3 separate regions of the Mus musculus genome follow, and regions 2 and 3 are each linked to region 1. A link is a loop called in an ENCODE intact Hi-C map of the cell type or tissue named here. Cell type or tissue: left cerebral cortex. All regions are shown on one strand. Links, peaks and the distances in the headings refer to the core of each region. The heading gives the core; the rest is flanking DNA.

Evidence for each region. Hi-C counts contacts between places; a loop is a spot of excess contacts. Peaks named below come from ENCODE experiments on the same cell type or tissue, not always from the same donor. Only the 100,000 strongest peaks of a DNase experiment are listed, where the experiment ranks them.
Region 2: it touches region 1 in a loop (4-fold over the local background); 4 of 42 quality-filtered maps call a loop at or near these places.
Region 3: a loop joins it to region 1, with 2.9 times the contacts of the local background. A loop is called at or near these places in 4 of 42 quality-filtered maps.

The regions. Positions count from the first base shown.
Region 1 is chr8:116,988,011-116,993,507 of GRCm38, reverse strand. Gcsh (glycine cleavage system protein H (aminomethyl carrier)) reads left to right here and starts at 10. Exons shown (of 5, transcript NM_026572.4): 1 at 10-220; 2 at 4,305-4,384. The coding sequence starts at 82. In left cerebral cortex, for the core only: a CTCF peak has its summit at 3,459; no DNase peak of the experiment used is centred there.
Region 2 is chr8:117,155,348-117,160,844 of GRCm38, reverse strand. Gan (giant axonal neuropathy) reads right to left here and starts at 2,864. Exons shown (of 11, transcript NM_001081151.2): 1 at 2,544-2,864. The coding sequence starts at 2,710. In left cerebral cortex, for the core only: a CTCF peak has its summit at 2,840; DNase peaks (open chromatin) are centred at 2,298, 2,933 and 3,536; H3K4me3 peaks cover 2,214 bases; H3K27ac peaks cover 1,304 bases.
Region 3 is chr8:117,468,730-117,474,226 of GRCm38, reverse strand. No RefSeq gene overlaps it. Among named protein-coding and RNA genes, the nearest start is that of Mir7078, 12 kb to the right of the region's middle. In left cerebral cortex, for the core only: CTCF peaks have their summits at 2,816 (motif pointing right) and 3,805; DNase peaks (open chromatin) are centred at 2,830 and 3,745; H3K4me3 peaks cover 305 bases; H3K27ac peaks cover 1,080 bases.

The sequences.
Region 1 (5,497 bases), core at 2,023-4,522:
GCTCCGCTTACTCTGGACCCACCCCGTCCCCACCGGCCCGGTGGCGGAGGCGAAGCGCAGTTACCCTCCGGACCTCTGACCATGTCGCTGCAAGTGTCGAGGAGCTTGCGGGTTGTGGCCTACAGCCTGCGCACCGCCCTGACCTTCTGCTCGCCGCGGCCCTGTGTACCGAGCGCCGCCGCCGTCCGCTCACTGCGCACCGGATCTGCTTTGCTGTCGGGTAAGTGCAGGGCACGTGGTCACCGCTCCTGCCCGCCCTACTCCCAAGCCTCCTGGCCGGACCGACCTATAGCCCTACCCACGCTTCTCGCTCTTGGGATCCTGGTTCTGCGGCCTTTCTCCCTAAGTAGGCGGGAGAGTACAGGAGCAAACTTTGAACCCGGGGTAGAAAGGTGGAGCTGGGAGGGAAGGACGGCTGGACCCGCAGGTAAACCGGCCACTCGTGCCGGGCTGAGCTTGCTTTTAGGTGCACCGAGATCCTAAATGTGGGGAGCACTTAGGTTTGCTGTGGAACCTAACAGCAGTTTGTTTACGAGGAACTGCGAAGTGAAGTTAAGCAGAAACACATACTAAAATTTAGCAGAATGCATATACAGATGAATGAAAAGTCAGAGTAACAGAAATAAGCTTTTTACTCTCTCCCCCGCCCCCCGCAAAATCAAGCGTAGTGAGGAAGCTTTAGCTGTGAACTACAGACAGCAGGAAAAGTTCTAACGTCTGAGTCATTGATGTGTACTGGGGTTCAAACGAGCCTGGTTTGACGGACTGGAAATAGCTGGGAGACCTGCCCATTGTACGCGTTTGCACAGTTAGCTGGGAAACAGTTTTATGTGCAAGTAGTGGAGACCTTACTCAGGCAGCACAAATCGGAACGGCTGCTCTCAGCGAGTGCCGTGGGTCAGAAATCTGTGGAACTCAAAATGTTGATCACGTTATTCCTCGGTGTGGAGTGCCACGTTTCTTCCTTTCTTGCTAAAATTTCTCCAGTTTTTCACACACCAGACCGTTATTGACTGGAGTACAAGGGTAAAGAAATGCTCAAATAAGCAGTCCGTTTCAAACCAGGCATGGTGGGTGGCTTCCACCGGTAACCGTGTCAGCACTGCTGAGGTGGAGGATCGCTGTGAGGCCGAGGGCAGCTGGAGCTACATACTGAGTTCCAGGTATTTGGTTAAATATTGCCTAATGTGTCAATTCCCACGGTCTGCTTAACTACTCAGGTTCTTTTCATTTTTACCCTCTTTGAACTGGCAGAATTGTGCACACTTATTATGCAGGGTGCAGAGCCTTGTGCTTGTTGAAACACAGACATTATTCAATTCTGGTTTTTCCTCTTAGAGCTGTGTGGTCTCGGGCACAGTCTCTCAACTTCTCAGAACCCCAGTGCCCTGCATTAGAACAGTGGAGGCGAGGCAATAGCTACCTCAGAGTTACTGGGAAGTCGTCCTGTCACCTGCAGCTTGACATATTAGCAGTGAATAGTTTTATTAACTATTAGTGTGTAGTGCCAGATAGCACCACTGACCCATATTAAGCAAGCTATTGTGTTTGAGAATGCAGTATCTTCAGTTTCAGCTCAGATTTTCTGAGGCCCCAAACCATGGTGGGGTTTTGTTTCTGTTTTCTCAAGGCTGGGTTTCTCTGTGTAATCTTCCCTATTCTAGAACTCTCTCTCTCTGTAGATCAGGCTGGCCTAGAACTCACAGAAGTCTACCTGCCTCTTCCTCTCTGAGTGCTGGGATTTAGGTGTGCCGCCCCCCCCCCCCCCCCCAGTCTGTTTCTGCTCTGAGGTCTGCTCTCACTGCGAAGCTGGAGAGACCCCTGTGTAGCTGAGGATGACAACTTCAGATCCTTCCACAGTGCTGCGACTGGACTGCCGAGCACCACCAAACCCAGCTGTGCAATGGTAGAGACTGAACTCAGAGCTACCACAGTGATAGGCAAGCACCCATCCCCCAAAGCCACATCCCCAGGTCTCAAACTGTGTTTTTCGAGGATTAGGAAGAAAGTAATTATTTACCTAATCTGCTTTCTTCAGTGAGGTCAAGGGTTAACGGAGAATTGTAATCTGTGCCTAAGCCTAGGTAGCATTCCTGGGCTAAAAGGACAATATGGACTTTAAGGGCAAGTGGACCTGGGTGTGCTGAGCTCAGAATGCTGCTGGCTCAAACTGAAGCTGCAAAGTTGAGGCAGAGCAGCGACACTGTCAGCGGTGTGGCCGAGGATAGCGCAAAGGGTCAGAGATCTGTGACTGTCCGCCCCTGGTCAGATGCTGTGTTGAGGTGATGATTGTTGGTCATAAGGTAATCAGGGGGTTCTAGACTTGTAAGAGAATGGCAGTTGAGAGCCACAGCCACATAGCTGTGCATCATCTTTGACCCAAATCCCTTTTCCTTTATTTTTTTTAGCAGGGTTGGGAATTGAAGCCAAGGCTTTGGCCCTTTCTTCAAGGACAGGCTTAAAGAATTGCAGAATTTTAAGAACTTGGCCAAGTTATAATTGTTTATAGGAAGCCTGTTTCAGTCCATAGAACTAAGTTGCAGTTACCTTAGAGAACTCTACCTAAAGACTCACATTACCCTTTTTTAGGTTAAATCTTTTGGTTTTCATATCTTTGTTGTTGTTGTTTTGTTTCTTGAGACAGGGTTTCTCTGCAGCCCTGGCTGTCCTGGAACTTACTCTGTAGACCAGGCTGGCCTTGAACTCAGAAATCCACCTGCCTCTGCCTCCCAAGTGCTGGGATTAAAGGCGTGCGCCACCACGCCCAGCTTGGTTTTCATATCTTAAAAGGTTTATGCTACACGTGTTTTGCTTGCATGTGTGTCTTTGCACCACATGTGTGCCCTTGGAGGTCAGAGAAGGCTTTCAGATGGTTGAAAGCCATCCTGTGAGTGCTGGAAGCCACTCCTATGGTCCTATACAAGAGCAACATATGCTTTTAACTGCTAAGCCACCTCCGCTTCAAATCTTTTTTTTTTTTGTTTTTTTTTTTTTCGAGACAGGGTTTCTCTGTGTAGCCCTGGCTGTCCTGGAACTCACTTTGTAGACCAGGCTGGCCTCGAACTCAGAAATCCGCCTGCCTCTGCCTCCCGAGTGCTGGGATTAAAGGCGTGTGCCACCATGCCCGGCTTTCAAATCTTTTTTTAAGACAGGGTCTTGTGTTGCCCAAGCTCCCTTGAACTCAGACTCAATTGATCCCCCTTTCTTAGCCTCTCCACTCAGTATTACAGTTACAGGCCATTGTGCCCAGTGTAAATCAATCCCCTCCCCCACTGGTGGGATTGATCCAGAGCCTCACATGGTAGCCAAGTTATCTATTGAGCTACATTCTCAGTTCTTCAAACATTGATTCTTGTGTTTTGAGATTGCCTTAATGGTATCTTATTTATTTTTACATGTATGGGTATTATGTCCGTGTTGTATGGCTGCATCATGTGCATGCAGTACCTGTAGAAGCCACAAGGACTCAGATCCCCTGGGTCTGGAGTTAAGGATGACTGAGCCACCATGTGGGTGCTGGGAATTGAACACGCGCAACATAAATCTTAACTGATGAGCCATCTCTAAAGCCATCTTAATGGTCTTAACCTTTCAATCCTACCACCTCCTAAGTGCTAGGTCACAGGCATATGCTGAACTAAACTGACCAGCTAAACTTGACACATTCCCACCTCAGCCCCTATATTTCCAGATGAGTCAGCTGTGTACTGGCATGCATTACTTTCTGTGTGAGCAGGCTTTATTCTGCCTCCCCAAAGCCATCACCCCAAGCCTGTCTTCAAAAGAATAGTCATTGGATAAACTCAGCAAATATACTCTGAAATTTTGGGGGGACTTAGACAGATGTTAAAACAGATAAGCCCAGAGATGTACAAGGATTCCATCTAAGATATGATCTTTGGAGTGCGAGAGATAGCTCTGAGGTTAAAAGCACTAGCTGCTGTTCCAGAAGACCTAGGTTTGGGTAACTCCAGTTTCTGGGTATCTGACATCTTCTGGCCTCAATGAACTCTGCACACATGTGGTGTTCATACATATATATATTCAGGTAAGGCCCTCACCTACATAAACACCTATTGATCTTTACAACATTCATCTCAGTCCATCTATGGCTACACAATGTTTTTTAAAATGTCTTATCTTTATACATTGTTATTCTGCTGGGCATCAAACTACTCAAGCAATGTCAGTTAAACTAAACACCAAACCCTGGAGAAGTCTTAGCCTTTTGACAGCAATGATGTTTGAAGGGCTTTGAAGAAACGCTGCTGCTGTTTTTCTGAAATACTGGTCTTGTGTTTTAGTGCGTAAATTCACAGAGAAACATGAGTGGATAACGACAGAGGAAGGTATTGGAACGGTGGGAATCAGCAATTTTGCACAGGTACTGGCTTGCCTTGACGTGTTTCTAACAGCCTGCTCTCAAGTAGGTTGGAGTCTCTCCACCTTATGAAAATGGCATTGTGCTTTGGGCTTTTCTAAAGATCCTTAGGGAAAAGTCAGAAGTAAAAGTGGTCAAATGTACATTAGTTAGGGCCAGTGTATGTGTTACAAGGGATAACGTGTTTGGCATGGTGGCACAAACTTGTTACTTCATACTTAGGCTGAGGTGGGACACCATGAGTTCAGCCTGTGCTAAATAGGAAGTTTCTTTCTTTTTGGAAAAACAACTATACTGGGGCAAAGTAGGGTACTTAAAAGTAGGGAAGATTATTTAAGAAGTGTTCCATGTTGGATAGGTGAGGGCAAGCTCGAGAGCTTGCGGGGAGGGGACATTGCCATTGTAGGTACTGTGAGAAGCCACATGACCTAGGATGGGAAACACAGCTAATGATAAACACAGCTAATGCAAAGAGAACCCTTTTGTTTAGCCGGCCCATTCTCTCTAACCCTATCCATGCAGTAGCACTCAGTGGTCTCACCCTGCTGCATGTGTGCAGTGAGGCAGGAGAGGGGAAATGTTGGAGAAAATGCACAACTCCTCAGACATGCTGGATTCTTCGGGTCTCTGATACTTTCTTTGCCGTGGCTGTAGACCTCCTGAGAGGGCATAGCACCAGTACAGGTTGTTTATCTACAAGGGGAATCACCTATGTGACAGCGAAGTACAAAATGCATGTACTGCAGCCCATGTGGGTGATGTGAGGAGAGGCGGGCCACTCACCTGGTCCGGCAGGTCCATGAGGACCGCTGCTTGCTGCATCAGTGGGTAGGTTTTCAGGCACTGCAGTTTCGGTCATGGCCTAAAGCTGCAGGGGTGGAAAGCACAGGGTGCTCAGAACAGCCTGTAATCTTGTTTGGAGCGTGTGGTTTGTGCCTGGGGTTACTCCAGCCTGGAGGTCAAGTCTGGCTGGTGACTTAGTTCTTGTAGTGCAGCTCTTGAATTAAAAAAACAAAACAAACCATCTATCTATCTATCTATCTATCTATGCCTGCTGAGATAGCTCAGCAAGTTAAGACTTTTGCCAAAGCCTGGGGACCTAAGTTTGATCCTTGG
Region 2 (5,497 bases), core at 1,828-4,327, 170 kb before region 1:
GGAGTCAACGACCTCATCGGCATCTGCAGGCATTTCACACATGTGGTACACAGACACACATGCAGGCAAAAAGCCTATTCACATAAAATAAAAAGAAATAATTGAAAAAAATTTATCAAGATACATTACATATATGAAATTATCCAAGAATAAAAATATTCTAAAAATAAATAAAAACAAAAAAAAATGAAGCTTTGTTTTTAAGTAGTAATTCAGGTTACTTTGGAATACCCTTGGAATTAATAATCTAGAAATATCACAGGGATGGCCTAGCATTTCAGTAGTCAAACTTAACACAGCCTGTTAATAAAGAAAATTCAATTTATTGGTAAAATATTAACATTACTTTCCCTACCAGTTGCAAAAACTGGTTAAAAATGAAAATCCAAATAGCTCAGTCTATGAGCATGTTGACAAGCATTTCAGTCAGTGGTCTGCAAGCCCCTAAAGCTGCAATTCTTTAACACAGTCCTTCACGCTGTGGTGACCCCTCCCCAAACCATAAAATAGTTTTTGTTGCTATTTCACAACTCTAATTGTGCTACCATTATGAATCTCTATGTAAATTTCAGTATCTTCTTATGGTCTTAGGTAACCCCTGGAAAAGGGTCATCTGACCCCCAAGGGGTTGCAACCCATAAAACGAGACTACTGATTTAAATGATAAAATATAGAGCCATCAAGTGTTGGTTTTATCCCAAGTACATCCAAATACAACCGATGTTGTCATCTGGAACAGTGGAATCAGGACATTATGCATAGTAAACTTGGGAGTGGACTCCTAGCTCAACCACGAAGCACCAGGAGCCTCGACATCTAAGTTGGTAACATCCTCTGAGACACCATTTTTCTACTTGGAAACTGACAAGCCATGGCCCAGAGGAAATCTATCCTAACTGCTGGACAGACTTGCATGGAGAGCTGTTGAGGGTCTGAAGCTAATTACACATTTCTTTGTAGGTGCCTCGGAGATTAAATGGCACAAAACCACACTGTGCCCCTCATTTGTCATTTTAATGAGCGGGAGTCAAGACTAAATCATCCCCAACAACCCACAGCAGGCAGGTAAGAGCTGAGACAGAAGCAGATCTCCAGACTGCCCAGGGCGGTGCTCCTCTCAACCAGTTCACATGGCAATACAACAGAGCCAAACCTCTGATGTCCACTGGGAAGCGAGGTAATCACTCATTCAACACATGTATTCTGGCACCAGGCACCAGTCCCTCTAGGAAGGTCCCAGCAAGAAACAAAAGAAAAATCCTTGGCCTACTGACTTTACATTGTGGCTCACGGAGATGAGCAAAATACAGGGTTTACTGCAGTGGTAAGTATCACAGAGAAAGATGGAGACAGTGTTTCAGGATATGCGACTTTAGAGCTGGGTGCCATTTAAGGATCTGTAACAATACTGCATCCATTGTAGTTTTCCTAAGCATTTCCCAAACTAGGATTACTCTGTTACGGGAAAGGTCTGGCCTGGAAATTCAGTTTGATTGACTGCCTTAACCTCTGAACTGCCAGCCCTGAGCTGTCATATTGGTGATCTAAATTTCTTGTTCACAGACACCTGACCCCTAAGTCCACAAAGAGCCCAATGTTGTAAGGCCAGGCTAGGCTAAAAGCCAGAAGTTTCAAGGGCACTTGGATTGCTTCTGGAGTTCGAAGGTCTCCAAAAGCAAAGATTCAAGAACAGCATATGTGTCCGAGTTCTGCTGGGACAGAGCCCTAAGAAACGGCATACACATAATTTTCCATTTTCTGATCTGTCAATTCTAGTGACATTGCTATCATTCGTCTATATTTAACCAGCTTACTGGGCACTTTCTCTACCTTTTAGTGCCCCCCCCCACCCCCCATATTAAAAGAGCAAACCAGTTTGCCTGAAGGAAAGTTGCTAAAGAAAAGACAGGAGCCCATCTCACAAATTCTGATCCGATGCTATAAGCTTGGTCTCAACCTTTTCATTAACCTAGTAAACTGGGCTAAGGTTTGCGTCGCTTAAGTTTTACAGTGCCCTCTTGGTGGTTACAATCGCTGGGTCCTCGGTGGTAACTGTAGCCAAAGAACGACCCCGGGTCTTCTCAAATTCGCAACAGTTTTGCCTGTTTGTAACAAGGGAGTGGCAAAGTGACAGTTGGGCTTTGGGGGTGGGGGCTTCCCACCGACCTCTTACAGGGTTCTCCTTCTGCCTAAGCCGCGGGTGTTTGTTTTGGCTTCCCCGCGCAAAACCTGGCCGGCCCACTGTGCGGTGACTCGGAGGTAAAACTTCTGCGGGGCTCCGCGGGCCGGGCGGGGCCTGTCGGGGCGAAGGGGCGGCTCTTCCCGGAGCAGCCCCGCCCTGCTCGCGGGTGCGGGTCCAGGACGGCCTGTACACCGTGTTTGGGGCTTTTGCGGACCTCCAGGGACTCCGGGATCGGGGCGATCTCGGTGGAGAGGCCCATGGGCGCCCGAGGGGCGCGGCGGCAGAGCCACTGGAGCCGCAGGCGGCCAGGCCAGAGAGAGAGGGAGGGATGCGGAGGCGATGGGCGGCGGCGCCCGCTCACCTGATGTACGGGCTGGCCGCCGCCAGGATGTTCTTCTGCACCGGGATCTCCTCGCCGTCGAGGACCAGATGCGCGTCGCAGAAACGCGCCTCCTCCCGGAACGAGCTGAGCGCCCGCAGCAGGCGCGCGGCGTGCTGAGGGTCGGACACAGCGCTGCCCTCGGCCATCGCGCCTCCCGCTCCTCCGCCGCCACCTGCCCGACCCGCCCGCCCGAGTCCCGCGCACGTCCCCGCCGGCCACTCCTCGCGTCCGCTCGCCCGCCCGCCCGGACTGAGTGAAGCTCTGGAGTCAGAGCTGGAAGTTCAACAACGCGCCTGCGCCATCGGCAGCGCGTGCGGACGGCGCCTTTAAGGAGCTGTGCCGTTGCGTCATCTTTCCGCGACGCCCCCGCGCCCCGCCCTACCTCGCAGCAGCCAATCAGAAGGGCTGGGCTGCGAGCGCCGGGCGCGCCCACGGGCTGTGCTTGGTGCGGGCGGAAGGGTTTAGCGGTTCCGCGGTATCCAATTCCCAGTCTCGGCGAACCGAGTGCTCTCAGTGTGGAAGGGAGTGAGACGCAGAGTGAAGCCGAGGACTTATTATTCCTTTCGCGGGAGTTACGCCTCGCTACGTTCACGTCCATTAGTTCCGGGCAGAACGCGGAGTCCGCCAGAAGCCTTCGCTGAAGACGTCGCGAGTGAAGCGAGAGAAACAAGCAGTTTTGCAAGGCTGTGGCAAGGAAGGTGTTTTCCTCTTGCAATTGGGGACCGGGAGCAATGGAAGGGTTTTAAATACCGCGGTAGGGGTAAGGTGTTCCGAAGGTTTCTAAGATCGGGGTCTTTAAAGCAGATCGATGCCAAGATTAGATAGTGGGCTGGATAAAAGGACTCTGTGGTATATGCCCTCCCTTCCGCCCCCGCACAAGAGTACAATTGGGAAGGAGAGGGGGTCCAGTTAATTGCATGATTGCCATCCCTACCTTTTAGGAAAGATAAAGTCTGAAAGACTAGGGGGTATGAAGGCCAGATGTTCGGATGGTGGGGGCTAGACTTCCCACAGAGACAGATCAAGGCTGTGGTACTAAGCACCCCTGGGTGTGCTCACTCTGCAGGGCGAGCCTCGTCTGTGTCCCTGGAAGTTGCTGAAGGTGCTTGGGAGTGGAGGAAGTAGCTACCATTTTGTGCAAACATTAGGTGCTCGAGGCTACAGAGAATTAAGTCTTATGAGGACCAAGGATCAGAACATTGGGGCAGCATTCAAAGTAAGGCAGGATGTGGTTTTCAGTGCGTCAGCACAGCCTCCCGTAGTCCAAAGGCCCCAAGGAAAGTCTTGGTTTTCACCCTGGAAGCAGCAAGGCTTTGGCGTCACTGATAGGAATCAGAGTATAAACTATACTCAAGATAGGAGACTAGGGGAGTAAAGTCAAGGAAGTTACTAGTAGAAGATCGATACATTTCCAGTTTCCATTTCAAACACAGTATCTATACCTGCAGTGATAAAAGTATCTAGACTCTAAACCAGGAGGTGGTGACGCAAGCCTTTAATCCCAGCACCGGGGAGGCAGAGGCAGGCAGGTCTCTGTGAGTTCCTGGCCCACCGAGAGAGTTCCAGAACAGCCAGGGGCTACATAGAGAAACCCTGTCTTGAAAAACCAAAGAGACAACCCCCGCATCCAAAAAAAAAAAAAAAGTAAGCTGTGTCAAAACTAAGGTCTGGGAAAGCAGAGCTGAGTAGAGCTAACAAGGAACTGTGAGTTACTAATTAGTAAGGCCTGTAGTGGGCTGTGTTGTATACAGCCTCTGTATTTGTGCCTATTGAGAAAATATAATAATAAAATAATGCAGGCCTGTTTTCACATAGTGCTTCTGGGCTCAGTCAACACTCTTTTGTTTAAGTAGTTGATGTGTTTTGAACATTGCTCTGTAAGACGCTTTTTTTATCCATATGACTAGCTCGCTTCCGTGTTTATTGTGGCCTGGCACGATTTCCAGGTGCCAAGCCCTTCTTGGTATCAGAGTACCTGGTACAAAGTGCTCCTCACTTAGGGTTGGATGGCTGGTGGGTGGTGTTTTATTTTAAGTGTGAATATTAAATAAATGTTTCCTGGGTTGTATTTTTTTGTTCTTGTGCATTTTCTCTCTGTTGTGCTGTTGTTGAAAGTGGATGATGTGAGTGTGTGGGGGTGGGGGTGGGGTTGGTCTCTAGAGTGCTTGCTGTGCAACCATGAGGACCAGAGCTCTACATCCGGCACCCATGGAAAGCCAGGCTCTGCAGTATGCACTTGTGATCCTGCCAGGGGTCGGAGAAGGTGCTGGGAGATGGGCAAGAACATCCCTGGGACTTGGTGGCCAGCCAGTTTATCGAGAATCAGAATCCTAAGGACCCTGTTTCAAAAGCAATGTAGAAAGGTGGTTGAGGAAAGACCCCTGATGTCAGCCTCTGGTGTCTTCAGATGCTTGCACACTTACCCCTCTTCCCTAACTTCCCTCGACCCCCACGATGTATACGACTAGGAGAGCTTTACACGATGCAGGTATTTGATACAAACGTATTCGTTGATTGTAATGATGGTCTATTCTTCAAATGCCAGAGGTTCCGAAATAAACAGCTCTGATAACAGAGTGCTGGCCAGTTGTCTGAGGATGGGAAGGTTCTCTGTCTCCACAGAAGCACCTGGGAGTGAGTGTAGGTCAGGCAGACGCTTCCTGGTAGAGATGAACTTGCAGTGTTTCCCTTGGAAAGGGACAGCATATGTGTGGCAGAGGCGCCTAACAGTCGTTATCAGTCGGGAGGAAGGTGGCTACTGGCTGGTGCACCTGCGCCACAGGACACAACAGCACCTCCACTGTTTCCAGGCATCCCCATCACTCAGTGTGCTTGCTGAACTCTGAGTCACCCTTGAAACTCAGCTCGAACATGACTGTCTGTGAGCCTCCTCCTTGTCCTGCCTCCCAGGACAAGGTAGGCAAGTGCTATAT
Region 3 (5,497 bases), core at 1,648-4,147, 480 kb before region 1:
CAGCCATCTGTAATGAGGTCTGATGCCCTCTTTTGGTGTGTCTGACGAGAGCAATGGTGGTGTACTCATGTATAAAATAAATAAATAAATCTTTTAAAAAAGAAAAAGAAAAACAAAAACCAAAAAAGCAAACAAATAAAAATCACATTGAGCATAACTAGCAAGACTCTTTCTCTTTCTTTGTTTCTTTCTTTCTTTCTTTCTTTCTTTTTTTTTTTTAACAAATTCTTTTTTTTTTTAAAGATTTATTTATTTATTATATGTAAGTACACTGTAGCTGTCTTCAGACAGCACCAGAAGAGGGAGTCTGATCTCATTACAGATGGTTGTGAGCCACCATGTGGTTGCTGGTATTTGAACTCTGGACCTTCGGAAGAGCAGTCGGGTGCTCTTACCCACTGAGCCATCTCACCAGCCCCTCTTTCTTTCTTTCTTTCTTTCTTTCTTTCTTTCTTTCTTCCTTCCTTCCTTCCTTCCTTTCTTTCTTTCTTTCTTTCTTTCTTTCTTTCTTCCTCTCTTGTTTGTTGTGCTGTTTTTGGTTTTGTTTTGTTTTGACTGAGTAAACTGTGTAGCCTGCCCAGCTAGGGGCTTGCTTTTCAAAGGGTCCTGTGGGCAGAACCCAGGGCCTTGTGTGCTCTAGCGCTAGTTCCTCAGCCGCAGTGAGTCCATTGTTCTCTCCTTGGGGACACTTTAAAAGCCAATTTATATAAAACAGTCAATTAAAGAGTTACCAGGCGATCACAGCTGGTCCTGACTTCAAAATAGAAAAACGAGAAAGAACAAGGGAGGAGAGATAACCAACGTGAATGTCTCCCGATACTCACGGTAGATGAACGCATGAGCACAGTGTGGGCTGTGGGCCTGTGAGATGGCTCAGCACATCAGGGGGCTTGCTGCCAAGTTTACAACCTGGGCTTAATCCCTGGGACCTCCATGGCAAAAGGGAACCAGCTCCCAGACACTCTCCTCTAACCTCCACTTGTACCCTGTGGCACATGTGTGCCTGCACACACACACACACACACACACACACACACACACACACACAATTACTTGTGTCTACACAAAACACAATAAACTATTTTGGGGTGGGACATGTATAGAGAGTGGAATATTATATAGCCATGAAAAAGACGGCAGTGATGACCCATGCTACAATAAGGATGACCCCGGAAGACATATTCAGAGAGATAAGCTGGATGCAGAAGGTATGCATCATTTGATTCCACTTATCAGAGATCCACAGAGTAGCTAAATGGAGCAGTTAGAGACACACATCAGAAAGACATTGTCAGACACTGAGAGAGGAGATGGAAATAAAGAGTTAATGAGCCATGTGCAGAAAAAAGTGATTCAAACCAGGGGCTAGGGATGTAGCTCAGGGTGTGAACATGCAAGGCCCCAGGCTCCATCTCCAGTAACGTGGCACACACAAGAAGGTCAAAATGACGAGTTTAGGATACACACATTTTAATTACATTTAGTGGCGCTGGGGGGCTGGGCATACACACTCCATAACACTCATGTGAAGATCAAAGGACAACTTAGGGGAATTGGTTCTCTACCCACAACATGCGGTTCTCGGAGATTCAACTCAAATCATCAGGGTTAGTGGCAAGCACCCTCATTGCCTAGTGCTTGCTAACCACTTGCAACAGAAACAAAAATGTGTTCCCACAGACAACAGCATGCCACATCTCTTGCTTGGGTCATTTAACATGTCTGGGGGACTTTCCCAGGCAGTCAGGGACCAGAGTTAGTTCGGGGCTAGTCTCAGGTCTTGATGCCCTGGGGAAATAGCTAGTACCTCCAGGTGTTCATCTGTTCATTTAGAGGTTTTTAAAGGATGTGCACAGACTAACCGGCTGGCAGACACTGTGCCTTCAAGAGACAGAAGTGAACTCCTGCCAGGCTGTCCCTGCCTGACCAAGGAGAAGAAGTGTGTTAAGCAGTCCTGAGCACAGAGAGGTAGCTGTGGTCAAAACGCCCATTTTCAGGAGCTAGAAAGCTGGTAGCTGGTGGCAGGGGGTGGGGGTCACACCGATTTCAGGGCAGAAGCAGATCCCTTTAATCCCAGCACTTGGGAGGCAGAGGCAGGAGGATTTCTGAGTTTGAGGCCAGCCTGGTCTACAGAGTGAGTTCCAGGACAGCCAAGGCTATACAGAGAAACCCTGTCTCGAAAACGAACAAACAAACAAAAACAAAAACAAAAAAATCAAAAAGGGGCGATCGATCCTTGAGACACTGCAGGAGTCTGAAGAATGCTCACAGTAGAGGATTTGGGTCGGGGACCCAACTCTTACCTTGTCCCTGTTCCACAGTGATTGTCAAAGCTCACACCTGGGCCACCACTGGAACAGCAACCCCAAAAAAAAAAAAAAAAAGCCACAGTAACCAACCAGGGTCAAGGGTGACAGCAACGGGAATGAGAGAGAGTACTTTATCCACCCTCACACCCGGGCTGGGGAAGAACCAGAGAGGGGTAGTTCAGAGGAACACATCTGAGATAGAAGCCTTCTTCAGCAGTCGTTAAGAAACTAGAAAGAAGGCTGGGCGGTGGCAGTGCATGCCTTTGATCACAGCACTCGGGAGGCAGAGACAGGAAGAGCTTTGTGAGTTCAAGGCCAGCCTGGTCTGCAGAGTGAGTTCCAGGACAGCCAGGGCTACACAGAGAAACCATGTCTGGAAACAACAGAAGGAGACCAGAAAGAAGGACATGACAGAACTACCGCCTGGGGGGTGGGGGGTAGCTCAGCTCTCGCTCAGTGTCTACAACCTGGAAACTTTAGGGCTCTCCTCATTCCCCTTCAAGGAGCAACCAGCAGGGGGCAGCCGAGCCCTAGCACTGTCCCTCCTCCACCCTTTCCATCTGCTGGCTGCTGTTTTCTGATACAAGCATGGCCCACAGAAATATTTGTGGAGCCCTCAAATGTGGGGCAGGGCAACACCCCAGCACTCCACTTCACCCAGTGGAGGAGCCTTGCCCAGATCTAGTGAGGGAGGAGGGCAGGCAGAAACCTCTTCTACTGCCCCCTCCTCCTTCCTTTCCTTCTCTCTTTGAGACAAGATCTCTGTAGCCCAGGTTAGCCTCTAACTCACTAAGTAATGGGGAATGACCTTGAACTCCTGGTCACTTTTGCCTCCATCCTCCAAGTGCCGGGGTTACAGTATTTATCGCCTTACCCAGTTCTATCTGGCACTTGGGAATGAACCCAGGACTTTGTGAAAGATAGACAAGCCTTCCACCAACTGAGCTATAGACCTAGCACAGAATTGGTGCTCTTTGCCCTCGGCTGGACCCTTCTGAAGGAGGAGATCTGCAGAACGCCCAGCTCCTGCAAGGATACTACAGTTCCGCACTGTAGATTCTAAGATTACAGTTTCTAGACCCCAAAGCGGGGGATCCAGGTTCCATCTCACAGAGTTTCCCGTCCTTCTACCTTCGAAGCCAATGCAAGAACGCAGCCACATCTGAGACCCAGGGGCGGGCAGGCAGGGAGCCCTCCTGGTCCTGGCACCCTGACTCCTCCTCCCTGCAGGAAGGACTGTGCTCCGGGCTGAGCTGCAGCCTGTGAGCCTCAGCCTACTCTGACTGCTACTGCCCTCCTTCCCAGCCTGGTGTGTGTGTGTGTGTGTGTGTGTGTGTGTGTGTGTGTGTGTGTGTGTGTGTGTGCGCGCGCGCGAGCGTGTTGAAGGGGGGAGCTCTGCAGCAGCTGCCTCCTGTAAGGGAAACTGGGTCTCCATGGTAACATTGACGTCAGGGGCCCAGGTTGGGAATGAGGCCTCCCGCCCCCAGTGGCCAGCTCAGCCCAGCCTCAGCCCTGATCTGCAGCAGCTGGGACCCCGGAGTGCTGAAGCCGCCGGCCTTGCCCTCTGATCTGACCCATTAGGGGATGCGGGGATGCCAGCGGCCCTCGACAGGTGCATGCATCCCGGTGGACCTTGCTACCTGTCCTCCTTTGGCAGCCCCCATTTTGTCCTCAAAGTGCCCTCAGCTGGTTGCTTGCTTAACAGACCCTGCTTCCTGCTCCATTTATCATCAGCCCCCTCCCACAGCGCATGTGCACTTAATGAGAATGGGGAAGAAGGTGCCGGGAAGGCAACCATTTCCCAGCTTATCATTTAGCGCACACCCCACTCTATACCCGACCCCAGTTCATTGTTCTGGGATAAAGATCCAAGAGGCCTTAGTTAGCCCTTCCTCTGCTGTGCAGATCTAGAGGTCTTCCCTCCGGTCTCTCCAGCCCTTCCCAAAAGCCTGGCCCTGCCTAAGGGTGTCCCGACATGCTCTCCCTCTGCCTGGAAGACTGGTTCATCTCCACTCTGGGGAGTCATTCCCAGAGTCTTCCCGTCTGGACTTAGGCAGCCTCTGAACCCAGGCTCCTCTCAGAGGTCCTGTGCCTTTTATCCACTCTCCTCATGGCTGCCTCCTCACTTAGACTGGGTGGGGCTTGAGGTCACAGATGGCTTGTGTTTTATACGTTCCTGAGTCCTTGAGGTGCCTGTGTACAATAGATGTATATGCTCTCTCTCTCTCTCTCTCTCTCTTTCTACACACACACACACACACACACACACACACACACACACACACACTGGTGAGATGGTTCAGTGAGTACGGACATTTGACCCCAGGTCTGGCAGTCTGACTTTTATTTACTTATTTATTTTTTCGAGACAGGGTTTTTCTGTGTCCCTGGCTGCCCTGGAACTCACTTTGTAGACCAGGCTGGCCTCGAACTCAGATATCCACCTGCCTCTGCCTCCAAAGTGCTGGGACTAAAGGCGTGTGCCATCATGCCCGGCTGACTTTTTTTTCTCTTCTATCTTTCTTTCTTTCTTTCTTTCTTTCTTTCTTTCTTTCTTTCTTTCTTTCTAGATTTATTTATTCTATATATGTGAGTATACTGTAGCTGTCTTCAGACACACCAGGAGAGGGTATCAGATCCCATTACAGATGGTTGTGAGCCACCATGTGGTTGCTGGGAATTGAACTCAGGACCTCTGGAAGAGCAGTCAGTGCTCTTAACCGCTGAGCCACCTCTCGGGCCCCAGGCCTAACAATCCCCAGGTGCCATGTGGTAGAGAAAGAGAACGCTCCCTTTCACAAGCTCTTCCTCGACCCTGCCGCCCCGCACTCCCCCCTCCCCCCCAATAAATGAACATAAAGTGTAATAAAAATCAACTTTGTGTGTGTCGTGCTGGGTGGGAATGGGATCCAGGGTCTCCTACAGCACCCTGAGCTACACATGGAGACAACCCCCCCCATACATTCTCACACAGCCCTGAGACTCAGTTCATACACACATCAGCCACATATACCTATGGTCCATACGCTAATGTTTATAGTGTCTCAGACTCACAGAGCCACCACAGTCAATCTCAGATGTCTTCATTGTCTTGAATGACACCTGTTTGTGTCAGCACTTGTGCCTCCCCGCTCCTCCCGGTGCTCCCATGCCCTCGATGGGTTCTCTGTCTTAGAAGCCACATGCAT